Linked DNA regions of Homo sapiens: all the other regions are linked to region 1. Evidence: chromatin contacts called from ENCODE Hi-C or POLR2A ChIA-PET data. All regions are on one chromosome and are shown on one strand. Each heading gives the region's core, a stretch centred on a gene start or an enhancer-like site at or near the end of the contact. The rest is flanking DNA. Distances are from core to core; before and after follow the strand shown.

What was found. Hi-C counts contacts between places; a loop is a spot of excess contacts on that map. ChIA-PET counts read pairs that join two places held with the same protein, here RNA polymerase II (POLR2A). Pooled maps may share reads with other maps.
Region 2: a loop to region 1 is called in a map of CD4-positive, alpha-beta memory T cell, with 5 times the contacts of the local background. The contact joins two enhancer-like sites. A Hi-C loop is called at or near these places in 4 of 168 maps with a recorded cell type or tissue (CD4-positive, alpha-beta memory T cell, CD8-positive, alpha-beta T cell and naive thymus-derived CD4-positive, alpha-beta T cell), 1 of 37 single-sample maps with no recorded cell type and 15 of 50 pooled maps. POLR2A ChIA-PET finds 5 or more read pairs at or near these places in 2 of 52 experiments (activated CD4-positive, alpha-beta memory T cell and activated T-cell).
Region 3: a map of CD8-positive, alpha-beta T cell shows a loop between it and region 1 (6-fold over the local background). The contact joins two enhancer-like sites. A Hi-C loop is called at or near these places in 5 of 168 maps with a recorded cell type or tissue (B cell, CD8-positive, alpha-beta T cell and naive thymus-derived CD4-positive, alpha-beta T cell), 14 of 37 single-sample maps with no recorded cell type and 17 of 50 pooled maps. POLR2A ChIA-PET finds 5 or more read pairs at or near these places in 4 of 52 experiments (GM12878, activated CD4-positive, alpha-beta T cell, activated CD4-positive, alpha-beta memory T cell and 1 more).
Region 4: a loop to region 1 is called in a map of CD8-positive, alpha-beta T cell, with 2.5 times the contacts of the local background. The contact joins two enhancer-like sites. A Hi-C loop is called at or near these places in 2 of 168 maps with a recorded cell type or tissue (B cell and CD8-positive, alpha-beta T cell) and 9 of 50 pooled maps. POLR2A ChIA-PET finds 5 or more read pairs at or near these places in 1 of 52 experiments (OCI-LY7).

What each region holds. Positions count from the first base shown.
Region 1 is chr4:100,091,771-100,095,077 of GRCh38, reverse strand. No RefSeq gene overlaps it. Among named protein-coding and RNA genes, the nearest start is that of DDIT4L-AS1, 97 kb to the left of the region's middle. Within about 2 kb of position 1,462, at least 7 of the 41 ENCODE cell types and tissues checked have a DNase peak (open chromatin) inside an H3K27ac peak, as active enhancers do.
Region 2 is chr4:101,036,617-101,039,923 of GRCh38, reverse strand. The region is part of intron 11 of PPP3CA (protein phosphatase 3 catalytic subunit alpha); the gene reads left to right. Among named protein-coding and RNA genes, the nearest start is that of LINC01218, 160 kb to the right of the region's middle. Within about 2 kb of position 1,788, at least 5 of the 41 ENCODE cell types and tissues checked have a DNase peak (open chromatin) inside an H3K27ac peak, as active enhancers do.
Region 3 is chr4:101,018,284-101,021,590 of GRCh38, reverse strand. No RefSeq gene overlaps it. Among named protein-coding and RNA genes, the nearest start is that of LINC01218, 140 kb to the right of the region's middle. Within about 2 kb of position 1,515, at least 12 of the 41 ENCODE cell types and tissues checked have a DNase peak (open chromatin) inside an H3K27ac peak, as active enhancers do.
Region 4 is chr4:100,893,964-100,897,270 of GRCh38, reverse strand. No RefSeq gene overlaps it. Among named protein-coding and RNA genes, the nearest start is that of LINC01218, 15 kb to the right of the region's middle. Within about 2 kb of position 1,535, at least 3 of the 41 ENCODE cell types and tissues checked have a DNase peak (open chromatin) inside an H3K27ac peak, as active enhancers do.

The sequences.
Region 1 (3,307 bases), core at 213-2,712:
AGGCATATTTCCAGCAAATACGTAAGCACTGGGAGACTAATAATAGCCAAACACCTTACTCTACTAACAATTAGGAGGAATATAAGAAGAGGGTGCTTTGGTGTTTGAAGCGTCTAAGCCTTGGTTTCTTATTTTACACTTTCGTTTGGAGGGCAGATTGTTTTGAGTCAACATAAAGTGACTTCAGCTGAAGGGAGACTGGGATGTTCACAGTGGGCCTATAAACATTTTTAAAAACATCATTCAACGTTGATTCTGCCTTCACGGAGAGCCTACACTACACCAGGCACTGGGTTGGGCACTGTGACAGGGCTGATTCAAATAAACCCTTATGATATTTCCCTGTTGCTAAACTTCCAGAGTATTGACTGGCAATTTTTGGCCAACCTTCAAGCCTGATACATTCTTCTTTATTTGTCAATCTACCCTTTTGGTAATGTGGTAAAGAATCAAGTGTTTCTCTTCAGCAGCAATTCATCAGATAATTGCTCACTTTATTTAGTTGATGTGGACACAGCCAATCTATGTCATTCTGGTCAAAATAATACATTTGCCCTAACATTAGTGTTTTTTGTTTGTTTGTTTGTTTTTACTCTGAATTAAGCACATGAGGCCCTCAACAGAACCTGCATTAGACATAGCACCTGGTGGACAAAATATCCCTAATAAGCATTTGCTTGATTACATTCAGGCTTTAATTTTATTATCTAGAAAAGTGCTATTTCACCTTTATAGGTTTGGATTTGGTTATGTACTTTAAAAGCTTCAGGTAAAACAATGAGTAGATTCCTTTGTGAGAGCCCTCACAGTAAAACCAGAAGGCTGAAGGATACTGAGAGCATAGCCTGGATTGCGGATCCTAATTGACCAGTGCTGTGGTCTTACCTGGGTCATTTATCAGCTGTAAACAGTAGGCAAATTGTTTAATCTGAATGTCTCCTTCCTAATATTAGCATTTAGAACAATAATTCCAACTGGATGAGGTTATTTTTGAGATTTAATAATATAATAAATGTAAAGCCCATGGCATATATCAGACTTTTAATACATGTTTATTTCCTTTTTTCCCTCTCTCCTAGCAAAAATTTAACTTTGTCTTGAAGCTTGCCAAATAAGAAGGCCCCCAAAGTTGCTTGCTCTTGCAAGGATTACAGACTCTCATATTCACTCAAGTACTTAAGAAGTGTCAGGCACATTCCAAACTCCAAAGGAAATTAAATGCTGTTCCCCTGCCACCCACTCTGTCCCCCAGGGACCCCAAGCACATTAAAATAACATTAAGGCAATGATTTAAGCTGAAAATTGGGCTGCCAGGGAAAGCACCAGGCCCCAGTTCTCAGAAGCTTAGCTATACCTATGGGCACAACAGGGTGGCTCCCCTGGCTGGCTGACGTCAGAGCTTAAAGTTGTTTTTACCCCTGGCATTTGTGGGAAGGAAAGGGAGGGGTGAGGAGCGCGGGTGCCTCTTGTTCATTAAAAAAGCCTTCTGGGGACCCCTAGTGGCCACCAGCTATCATAGGTTTCTCTGCCAAAAGAAATCATGAGGCCTCAGGAAAACTACCTGGGGCTTCAATTGTATTTGTCTTCGTTCTCTCCTCAGTGATCCAAGTTTTTTCTCGGAAGTTAGTGGTTAAAAGGTAACCACTTTGTAACAGGCCTGTACAGCTCTCAAGTTTAGAAATTGGAGTTACGGGTGGCATAGACATCAAAATGATGGCATCAAATTGAAGGAGAGCTCTGAAATCCTCTTTTAATCCTCACCAGGAAAGCAGAAGGCAGAGCAAGCAGGCTGAAGACTGACAGAGAAGCATTTGCATGTCCTCCATGAGCCCTGATTTTCATGGGAACAGCTGTCTCAGTGACTGCATACAAGGTCCCACTTCTTAGATCTGTTCCCGGAGACGCAAGAGAAGAAGTAGAATAATAAGTCAAGGCTGTCCTGCTCATAAACAAATGTCAGACTCTTGTAGCTGGTGTGTTTCTGCTTCCTGAGTCTTTATTTCCCAAACCCCAGTGAACATAAGCAATAAAGCTATATCATGCTGGGGAATAAATAATAAATGATTCAGCCTCGACTCCAGGCATGTGTGGAGAATAGATATGGACCCAGCAAGGATTTATATACACAAAGCACCACGACACTCCTGGTGAGAAACTTTTCCTTTCGGGGAGAAACTGAGAAAACACAAGTTTGTTTCAAAGTGGAACAGGGGGTGATTTTGGAAACAACATAGTGTTAGTCATTCAGATTAATCTTCAATTCAGCCCTCCAAGCCTCAGTTCTTTCCTCGCAATGATGAGGCCCAAAGCTAACTCCTCTTTCGGCAATTAAAGAAGAGAGTGCAACACCACACTTAACATCCACTAACAGATGAGGTACCAGAAGCTTCAGCGTAGCCTAGAGACAGCACACTAGGCATAGCTATTAAGGACCCACCTTCAGAAATTTGCAATCTTGTGTTGTTAAATTAAATAAGCAGGAGACCATTGGCCTGGGACTGTCTCATATTTTGAGGTCCTACATAACAAACCACAACCTAATCTAGTACATAAACAAGCCAAAACCTAACTTAGGAGTATATTTTCTTCTTGCGAGTAGCCAAGTTTCAACCAATCACAAACAGCTGACCATCAAGCCAATCACAGGGAGCCAACTGATCAGATCATGCTCAAATAAGGCAGATGCCTCAACACGCCGTGGCCCAAAAAGGCAAATGCCTAGCCGAAGCCAATCAGATGATTTTTTTTCTATTTTTCTTCTGTGTTCATCCTATAAAAGCTTACTGCTTACACTGCTGGGTGGAGCTCTTAAAACCTCTTCCGGTTCTGAGTATTGCTCAATTCACGAGTTGTTCTTTGATCAAATAAAGTCTGTTAAACGAATTTGTCTAAAATTCTTCTATAACAATATCTCTGGCTTTCTTGCTGACTGTCCTGCCTTAGTGGTCACTGGAGGTAGAGCTATCACTTGCGGCATTAGCTGCGACAGGAAACATCACCCCAGGCAGCCAGAACAGAAAAGGAAAATGGCAGACAGCACAGGTTTTCAAGGACTAGCTTGTCATTCATGAGTCCTTTGAGCATGCTTTTTGTAGTGGATTCAATGGTTACACCCCAGAAAGATATGTCTATGTCCAATCCCCTGGAACCCATGAACATGATCTTATTTGGAAAAAGGGATTTTGCTGATGTCATTAAATTAAAGGTCTCGAGATGAGATCATTCTGGATTATCCAGGTAAGCCCTAAACTCAATGACAAGTATCCGTATAAAAGACACAGGGATCAGACTGACCAACATGGAGAAA
Region 2 (3,307 bases), core at 539-3,038, 940 kb before region 1:
AACTCCAGTTATTTCTAAATAATACAATGTAACATTTCTCTTCAAAAGATTACTTTAAAATATGATATATTTATATGTAAGGAGTCTACAGTCAATTCAAAATGATACATATTAGCGAGTAAATAGGAACACCTTGGGAAATATTACATCTACAATTGGATAATTTAATAATCAAATTTTTTGCCAAATTTTTGCCCCAACTCTTTCTCATAGAGTATCGACACTGGCTCTTTTGATTTCTCCTCTTGCTATTTCTATCCTCTTCCTGGTACAGTCACTAAAGAGTAACTGAATGACTTAATGCCAAAAGAGGTAGCCATGAGAAGGATGAAAAGCATTATCATGCTCTCTCAGAGACACCACATCAAAGGCAGTGAGAACTCTGTGGTAGCCAGCACATTCACGACCAGCCATGTTCAAGCGGAAAATAGGGCATCATTGCTCCCTTCCGTTATTGAATGAGGCTACCTTTGCTCTATTGCTGTACGTTTCCAACTACATTTTCAGGGCTTATTCATTCATGCCATAAGTAAATATAGTGAAACTTAAAGCATTGATTATGTACCATGGAGAAAAGAAATAAGGCAATGTAGAGATGGAGCAAGTGGGAGATAAAGAACTTCTTTTAGTGTGTGGTCAACAAAAAACTTTCTGAGTAATGGTATTTGGGCAAGCATAGGTGACCTTCATGAAGAAATGAGGTAAGGGAGTTCAAGGCAAAGACAATAGCAAGTGCAAAGATACTTAAGTAAAGACAAAACTGGCAGTTTTGAGGACCACAAGGAGGCCTGTATGGCTAGAAAAATGTTCTGTGGGGACAAAGGCGTATATGAAGGTCATAAGCTTAATTGGAATTCTGAGTAAACACTTGTTTATTTATTGTGCCTCAGATTTACCAATAATGCTTTTATTTCTTATTCTGTCTGAAGTCTCTGAGGGAAAGTAAAAACAGCTCTAGAATTTCCATGACTATCCCGTGATAAATGGACTATTTGAACCCAGTGATGAGTGACTTGACTTAAAATTGCACATGTTAATAGAAAATAAAAGCAAGCTCTATATTATTGTTTTTCTATAATAAAAGCATCCATAACACATATGCAGAATATAGAGAGATCCTATCCAGAAAAAAGTAAGTTAAGCTTAGTAAATAATGATTGAGCATTAACTGTATACCATGCACTGAATTAGGCAATCTAGATACCAAATTGGAATGCCAGCCAGATAGACAATAAACTAACAAAAGAAAATAAAGTGGCCGGGCGTGGTGGCTCACGCCTGTAATCCCAGCACTTTGGGAGGCCGAGGTAGGCAGATCACAAGGTCAGAAGTTCGAGACCAGCCTGAGCAACATGGAGAAACCCTGTCTCTACTAAAAATACGAAAATTAGCCGGGCATGGTGACACGTGCCTGTAATCCCAGCTACTCAGGAGGCTGAGGCAGGAGAATCTCTCAAACCCAGGAGGCGGAGGTTGCAGTAAGCCGAGATCGCGCCACTGCACTCCAGCCTGGGTGACAGAGCAAGACTCCATCTCAAAAAAAAAAAAAGAAAAAAAAAGTGTGTGCTAAATAACTACATGAATAGATACCCTGCTGTGGCATTAGACAGGAAGGAACCTTGTGTTTCCTGACTGGAGTGTTCATAAAGAGGTTAAAATTGGAGGAGTGCTGTGAAGGATAGGCTGGATTCCAGGGCAGGGAGAGATGTGGTGAAGGCATTCCTGGAAGTGGAAAAATTATCAGGAGCACAGCCACACAATCCTAAGAGCACTATCAATGGCATCCTTTTATGGGGCACTTGCTAAGTGCCAGGTTCATGCCCCATGTTATGCACATTTGACAATCATCGACACAGGAAGCTTGCAAGGTTGTGGTGACTTCACTTTGCTGTGAGGAAATTGAATCTGAGAGAGGCTAAGCAGAGTGTCCAAACTCCCTCAGTTGGGGAGCAACACTAATGAGAGTCTTACTCAAAACTGTGCTATGTAGTCTAGTATAAATTCTTAGCAATACTAGTAGTCTAGTAATGAATTCTAAATGTATTAAAGGACTGACTAGCAAAAGACATGAAGGTGAGTGAGGAATCTAGTTTAAAAGGAGACTGAAAATATACTGAAGTCCATATCCTTGAGTGTTTTGAATAGCATGTTAAAACATTTAATTTTTGTGTGTGTAGGCAATCAGGAGTTGTAGAATTATTTTCGTGAGATTAGAGGCATGCTCTAACCCATGTTTCACTATACATGTTAATTGCAACGTGAAGATTGGCTAGCAAGGTGACGTATGGATAATGAAAAAAGTGAATAAATATAAAATAAAATGTAAATTAAAAAAAAAAACCATTTAGGAAGCTTTTGAAGTAATCCCAGCAAAAGGCTGGACCAGGCTATGGGGAGAGAAGTGCAAAGGAAAGGACAAATACAAGGAATTTGGGAAAACAGGACGTGATTAATGAATGTGGAATGTGGTACAAATTTGTCAGGTATACTTGCCCAACATGTTTCTTACGTTTTGGAAATGTGCAACCTTATAAGGGAACCAGAAAACTGTCTTTCAGCAGTCCTTGCAGATAAAATACAAGTCTGTTGCCTAGGGTTTGCCAGTCAGATAAATGCATGTAAGCAAGGCTTTGTTTCAAATTGAGCATCATGAGGAAGCAGCAAGGCAGGACAACAATTGTCCTGTCAGGTGTGGAATCTCATGGGCCAGCAGTGGAAGAGCTTCCACCTCAGCATTTTGGGAGCTAACTACACAGCATTAGTATGAGCTCTGGCATTGGCTGTGAACATCAGTGGCAAGCCTTTCATGGAGCCCACCCCACAGTATGAACAAGTACTGTTACCCTTCCCAGCTACAGAGCATCGAAGCCCAGTTCTCTGGATCTGTGAGCTCTCTAATACCTTTAATATATCTCTTTCCTGTTAAAATTAGCCAGAATAGATTTCCGGTGTTGGCTGTGAGAACCCTTACCTATATGAGAGGCTACAAGAGAGAGGAAGTATTCCAGAATATTCTACAGGGGTTCCAGTCTATGCCATTGATAGGATGCCATTGTCTAAAGAAGAGGAAGTACTTTTCAATTTAAATACCTAACAGGTATTTATCGGGAAGAGTAGGATGCACTGAATTTGGCAGAGCATTTATGTAGAGGCACTTAGAAATTCTGCCCTGGAGGTTCAGAGAGAGGCGAGGGTTAGAAATGTGGACATAAGGCTGGGTGCGGTGGCTCACGCCTGTAATCCCAACACTTTGGGAGGCCAAGGCGGGTGGATCATGAGGTCAGGAGATCGAGACCATCCTGGCTAA
Region 3 (3,307 bases), core at 266-2,765, 930 kb before region 1:
CAACCAAAGCAGCTCTTTTATGTTTTTTGCTGTGTATCAGCTGAAAAGAGTCTCCACTAGATTATCAAAGTTTTAATTGACTATAGAATATTAGCTTAGAACAAAGTTGACTTAAACTTCTCCCCTAAGGCATTTTTGTCATGTTATATTTTCAAATCTTTTTATACCAATTGCTGGAAACATTTAGGCTTCTCAACAACTCCAGGTTGTCTGCAGGACTGTCCTGCAGAGAGTCTTACAAGGTGGCATGTAAGTGTATTCACGATCTGATTCCTGCCAATCTCATCTACCCCAAACTTGACCCTGAGCTTCGGCCATAGTGGACTTCTCACAATGTTCGGAAGACACCAGGCTTCCTCAATTCTCTGGGTCTGTATTCATGCATCTTCTATGTGCAGATTTCAGATGTGTCTTAAATACTGGAATGAGTCATTTCCTCCTCTCTAAGCACACAGTATCCTGTACTACCTCCGTTTTGACACTTAATCCACTGCATGTAATTGTTTATTGTCTGTCTGGCACTGCAGTGAGCATTGTTGCTATCTTTGCATTCTTAGGATGAAACACTGCCTGGCATAGTGTTTCTTGGAAGAAGGGGAGGTAGGGAAGGAGAAATAAAATATTTTTTGGCATGACCTTATGGTGTGGGCACTCCCAGATTCCAAATGGCAAACCATTATTGAAGAGCAGCTGAAACACTTACCCCAGTTCAATGTTACCTGTTCTTTCTCGTAAGAATTTCCTGGTCCCCAAAGGTCTGGAGTGGAGCCTACATTTTAATAAGCATCCACCAAAATTCTTGTGGATCAGACAAGTTTGAGAAACCTAGTCCAATTTATTTCTAAAGCTAACTTAAATTTCAGTTCTATATTTTTATTTCTACAGATTTTCTAGCACAGGCAAATATTTTACTGCTTAACACGGCTGTTACACAAGATTATGTATGATTAATTTAATTTTCATTTATAGTTGTTTAATGGATATGAATTTACACAAAAATGTGGGAATTATTTAAGTATGTAATACAACATTCACAACTGAAAAGGTTATGAGAAGAAAGCGGTGGTTTTGTTGTTGTTGTTGTTGTTTTAGTGTATTAGACTTCACCCAGAAAAAGGAGATAAGTGGTGGTGGAGTATCTGGAGATTCCTGGTGAAGAATCAATGAAAAAAGTTGCCTGTGCCTTGAAGAGAATGGAATGCTTTCATATTGAAAAGATTGCTTATTTCACACCACCCTACCTTACCATAACAACCACACCCATTATCACCATCAGCTTGCCAGAATTTGCTCACAAAATGCCTTTTGAATATATATTCAACACTGTTTACCTTCCGGAAGTTTTACCATGAGTCATTCCTTTGAGTTCAAAACACCTTCTCTAAAAATCTTTTTTTTTTTTTTTTAAGATACAAATCAGAGAAGGAAACCACCAACCTTTGTCAGCTATTAACATCTTAGTAAAATTTAACTCATATGTTTCTGACAGGGCTAGTCACAGACTAATAAAGATAGCTGTGTTTATAGAGAAGGGAAGGCCACAGCTGGAGAATGTGAGAGTGCTTGGGGAGAGGACTACCACCTGATCAACTGGGTGCATTATTGTGTAGCTATTTCTACTAGGCCTGTGGCAGAGAAAGGAGTACAGTGAAATTCAAGACAAAAATCTAGTCTCTCACAATATGCAGTGGCAGTGAAAATAAATCAATGTGTGTGCCACATGTACTCACTTCTGTATAGGGTTCTTGACACCAGTCCTGGCCTACAGTTAGGCCTGGGTTGGAATTTTTATAGCTCTGATACTTATTAGATGTCTGTGTGAACTTGAGAAACTAAGCTTCTTTAAATCTCATTTTCTCCCTGGTGATATGAAGGCAATGACAGTAATTAGTTCATAAGCTTTTCACGGGTTTCAAAAGGGATGATGCAAATAAAGTAGTAGGCATGGTGCCTGGCAGAAAGTAGGCACTCAGTAAACTTCAGTTATTGTTGTATTCAGCAGCATGCAGAGTCAAATGAGTGCTTCAGATATTCCGTAGGTGAAGATTGTGTATGCGTGTGTGAGCACCTGTGAGTGTGGTGGGCGGCTGAGAAGGTAGGTGTAGTCAGAAAAACCTAGGCAAAGCTGACTTGGTTGGAATCTTCCTACCTAGAGGAAAGCTGGAGAGGCTGCAGAGGGGGCAGGCATAGAGGGGGCTCCAGTGTGAGAGGAAAAAGTGAGAGCAGAGGAAAAGATCCAGAAAAATAGTGATATGTTGACCACTTGGTGAAAGCAAAGGAGGGGTGGGGCACAAAAAGTGATGAGAATGAGAAGCTAAGATGGAGCCAAATCAGTGTTTGTATCAGGAGGTATTTCGGCTGCAAGTAACAAAATACCTAACTGGGTTCAAACCACAGAGACATTTACAATTCCCAGACAAGGACATCTGCGACTTCGAGGACCCAAGGTTAGTTTGGTGGCTCAACAGCATCACTAAGGACTGAGGCTGTTTCTATCCTTCTCACACTATTCTTCTATTGGCTTCCGTCCTTGTGGTTGCAAGGATGGTCACAGCTCCTGGCATCACTTCCTCATGCAACACTGTTTCACTACTGGAAAATACTACCAAAGTAGCCTATAAATAAGACGAAACTGAATTCATTGCTTACCACAGTAATGTAACCACTACCTTGACAGAGGCATAGTAAATCTAGATGGGGAGGACAAAAGAATAATACTTATGATATATTTCTTTCTTTTTCTTTTTCTTTTTTTTTTTTTTTTTTTGAGATGGAGTCTCACTCTGTCTCCCAGGCTGGAGTGCAGTGGCGTGATCTCGGCTCACTGCAACCTCCGCTCCCGGGTTCACACCATTCTCCTGCCTCAGCCTCCCGAGTAGCTGGGACTACAGGCGCCCGCTACCACGCCTGGCTAATTTTTTTTGTATTTTTAGTAGAGATGGGGTTTCACTGTGTTAGCCAGGATGGTCTCGATCTCCTGACCTCGTGATCTGCCCGCCTCGGCCTCCCAAAGTGCTAGGATTACAGGTGTGAGCTACTGCGCCTGGCTACTTATATTTATTTTGGCTAAGGTGAATCTTTCCATGTAAGAGTCTAATAAGGATTGGACAAATTTTATGACTTTGTAATTTTAAAGTGGTAGAAACAACAAGGGGAGAATTACTAAGTGAATTTTGAAGAAATAACAGTAAGTAGGTAAAAATAATAGGTTTTTTTCCTCAAGTTTTTTAAGATATGTATACAATTGAAAACAAAAATTATAAAATTACAAGATGCTGATAAAAAAAATCAAAGAAAACCTACAAAA
Region 4 (3,307 bases), core at 286-2,785, 800 kb before region 1:
TCATTTGTGAAATGGAGGTTATTATATTAATATCAAGACACTATGAAAATAAGTATGATAGTGGATGTGAAATTTCCTAGAGAAATGCCTGGAGAACAGTAAGTGCTCACAAAAGCCTGGAAAAAACTGTAAAGAAGACATTAGTGTTCTTTGAAAATTGCCCCTCTGAAAAATACCTAAACATCAGGAAGGGAGTAGGTTGTCCAGAAGTTTTGCACTGTCCTATAGAGGCATTATGTCACATTATATGGTAGTAGGTATTATTAGTCTTAGTGGAGGAAGGAAAGTCAGGACAGGGGATCAGAAACACTGGTGGAGAGAAAAGCAATCTATTTCCGGCATGGCTTTAACAGTCATGATGATTCCTTTGTGTTGGCTTTTAAATCAGATTATATATTTATTAAAGACGAAGAACCTGTCATCTTCCCCCTTCTTTTTTCCCCCTATTTCCAAGTAGTGGTTAGTGTAGTGACTTGAAAAGAGTAGCTGCTCAATAAATAGTTTTTACGTGATGAATTACAACTCTTTCAATGGAAGCAAAGAATTTCCTAGGAAGATGCATAAAACAGCATAATCCACTTCTCATTTTTTTTCCTCAGAGAAAATCTAAATCTGAATGTCCTTGAACTTGTTTTGGAAAAGAAAATAAGAATACATATTATGAATAGTTCATAATTTCATGATAGATGATGTTATTGTAAAATGTCTTATGAGAAAAATATTTAAGAAACGTAACTCCACAGCCGTTAGAAACATCTAGATAGGAAACACATTAGCTGCCCCCTTTATCATCATAAGATGACAACAAAGTTACAATAAATAAATGTCTGAAAGTTTAGCCCCATCGTCTGTTTTCTTATAGTTTAAAAGCTTATTTTCCATCTTCTACTGTTCTTTAGGAGTATGGTAAGTAAATACTATGATATCTGAATGTGTGTGTGTGTGTATGTGTGTGTGTGAATTATTCCCTGAAGAAACACATTCATTTTTTACTTATCTTGTTTCCTTCTTAAACAGAATGTAGGCTGGGTACAGTGGCTCACACCTGTAATCCCAACACTTTGAGAGGCCAAGGCAAGAGGATCTTTTGAGCCCAGGGATTTGTGACCACCCTGGGCAATATAACAAGACCCCGTCTCTAAAAAAAGTTCAAAAAATTAGCCGGGAATGCTGGCATACACCTGTAGTCCTAGATACTCAGGAGGATGAGGCAGGAGGATTGCCTGAGCCCAGGAGGTCGAGGCTGCAGTGAGCCATGATTGTACTACTACACTCCAACCTAGGCAACAGAGTAAAACTCTGTCTCAAAAAACCAAACCAAAACAAATCCCCAGAATATAGATGTGTTTTTCGTTGGTGAGTTTCTCATTCTTGGGGGAGAAAATATGATAGGATGGAAAGAAGTTGAGTTTTCAAGTTAGATAGACCTGGGTTTCCTTGTCTCTGACTTGAACGAGCCATAAAACCATAAAGAGGATATTTAACCCCTGTAAGTTTCACTTTCCTTTTCTGTATAAAAGACGTAATGCCTCACAGAGTTGTGGTGAAATTAAATAAATTTATTGATGTGAACCACTCGGCAGAAAGCAGATAATCCCTTTGATCATATAATCGTCTTTAAATTCCACAAAACTAGATGATTTTGAGTCAATGACAGCATTTATAGAAGAAGCTGGTCTTTTTTTCCAGAGAAGTATCCTCAGTTACATCTCCAGCCACAAAATCATTCCTGCAGACATTTTTATGTAGCACTCTTCTTTGCATCTGTCCTTAACAAATCATTTTGACCTTCACTCCCAAATTATACTCAATGATTCCCAGCCCCAGGGGCATTATACTTCCTGGATATAATTGTTCACCTTGACTGGCTAAAGTATCTCCTTTCCACTTCAATACTCATATCTACTGACTGATGTTTCTAGGGTTGACTCTAAGCAATTTTCGTCAAAAGAGGTTCAATAGGAATAGTTACCATTTATTTATAATTTATTTTGTGCAAACAGTGGTATTTTATTCAATATTTTCAACAATGTTATGACACAGTTTTTAAAAATCCCATGCTACTGATAAAACTGTGGTTTAGTGAGTTTGGGTTACATGCCCAATGTCACACAATATGTTCACATCGAAGCACGTGTTAAATCTGCATCTTGCTGGTGTCAAAACTATGGCAGTTCCCATTGGGCCAGACTGCTTCTTCTCCTTTCAGGCCTCCTTAATTCTGATGATGAGTAAGATGTTGAACACTTCTTGTGCCTCTGTGTCCTCATTTTTAAGTGGATATACAAGATCAAGTGTTCTATCTTTACAGGCTATGGTGAATGTCAATATAGGAATAAATGTTTTATAGAAAATAAGCTGGAGGTCCTTAAACCTAAGACCTATTAATGCAAAGAGAGGACAGAAATGGTTTTTGAATGTCATTTTTTGTATGATGACATTGCCTGTGGTTGACAACAGATCTGATAATCAATCTGTTCTTAACTTTTCTGTTCATAATTACCATCTTATTCTAAGCACTTTGATGGAGAAAGGCTGGTTAATAATTGCTAGCCAATTTATGGGCTCTTATAACAGGTGGCTGCACAACATGCTTACATGGCCTCAGAAAGGGGCCAGCTCCCTGTCAAAAGCAATGGGCTCACTTTTCTTCAGTGATAATGGAACTGAATATGCTCAGTTTAATTGGTACTAAGTGCAGAGAGGCCTGGTGATTTTCTTTGTTTGGAAAAGGTAAGACTTTGCACAGTACCATAAAACAACTGCAATGCAACATGAAACAGGAGTGCTGTACTGTCAATTGCTGTTTATGAACTCCGTTTTCAATAACCAAATAAACTCCAAATTTTACTTTTCCAACTAGCTTTTTACTTAAAAAAGTACATAAAGTTATTATGCACTATTTTCATGGTGTTTTTCTAAGCAGAGGCTCTTATTTGTCTATATGGAGCACAAAAAGGAGCAGGAGAAATGAATACTGTGCAATAGTCATGATTTCTAAAAGAGATACAGTGTTCCATTACAGTCCCAGGGCCAGTTTGGCCGGGGTATTAGCCAAGTTATGAAAAGCTAGGATTAGGATGGGCTATACTATCTCAGGCAATCTGCCCAGGAGACAGTCAAAATCTCTAAGGAAGAGCTGTAAAGCTAACTTCAGTGAGACCAATTACAGACACCAAGTCTAAATTGCCAGAGGTGGGATCAAACACATGCTTCCAAGAGTTTAGGGTCAAATGGGATGGAGTAAGATTAAGAACAGGTTAGAAACGGAGTGAAGGGTCCAGGGAAAAGTTCAAGAATACCCTTG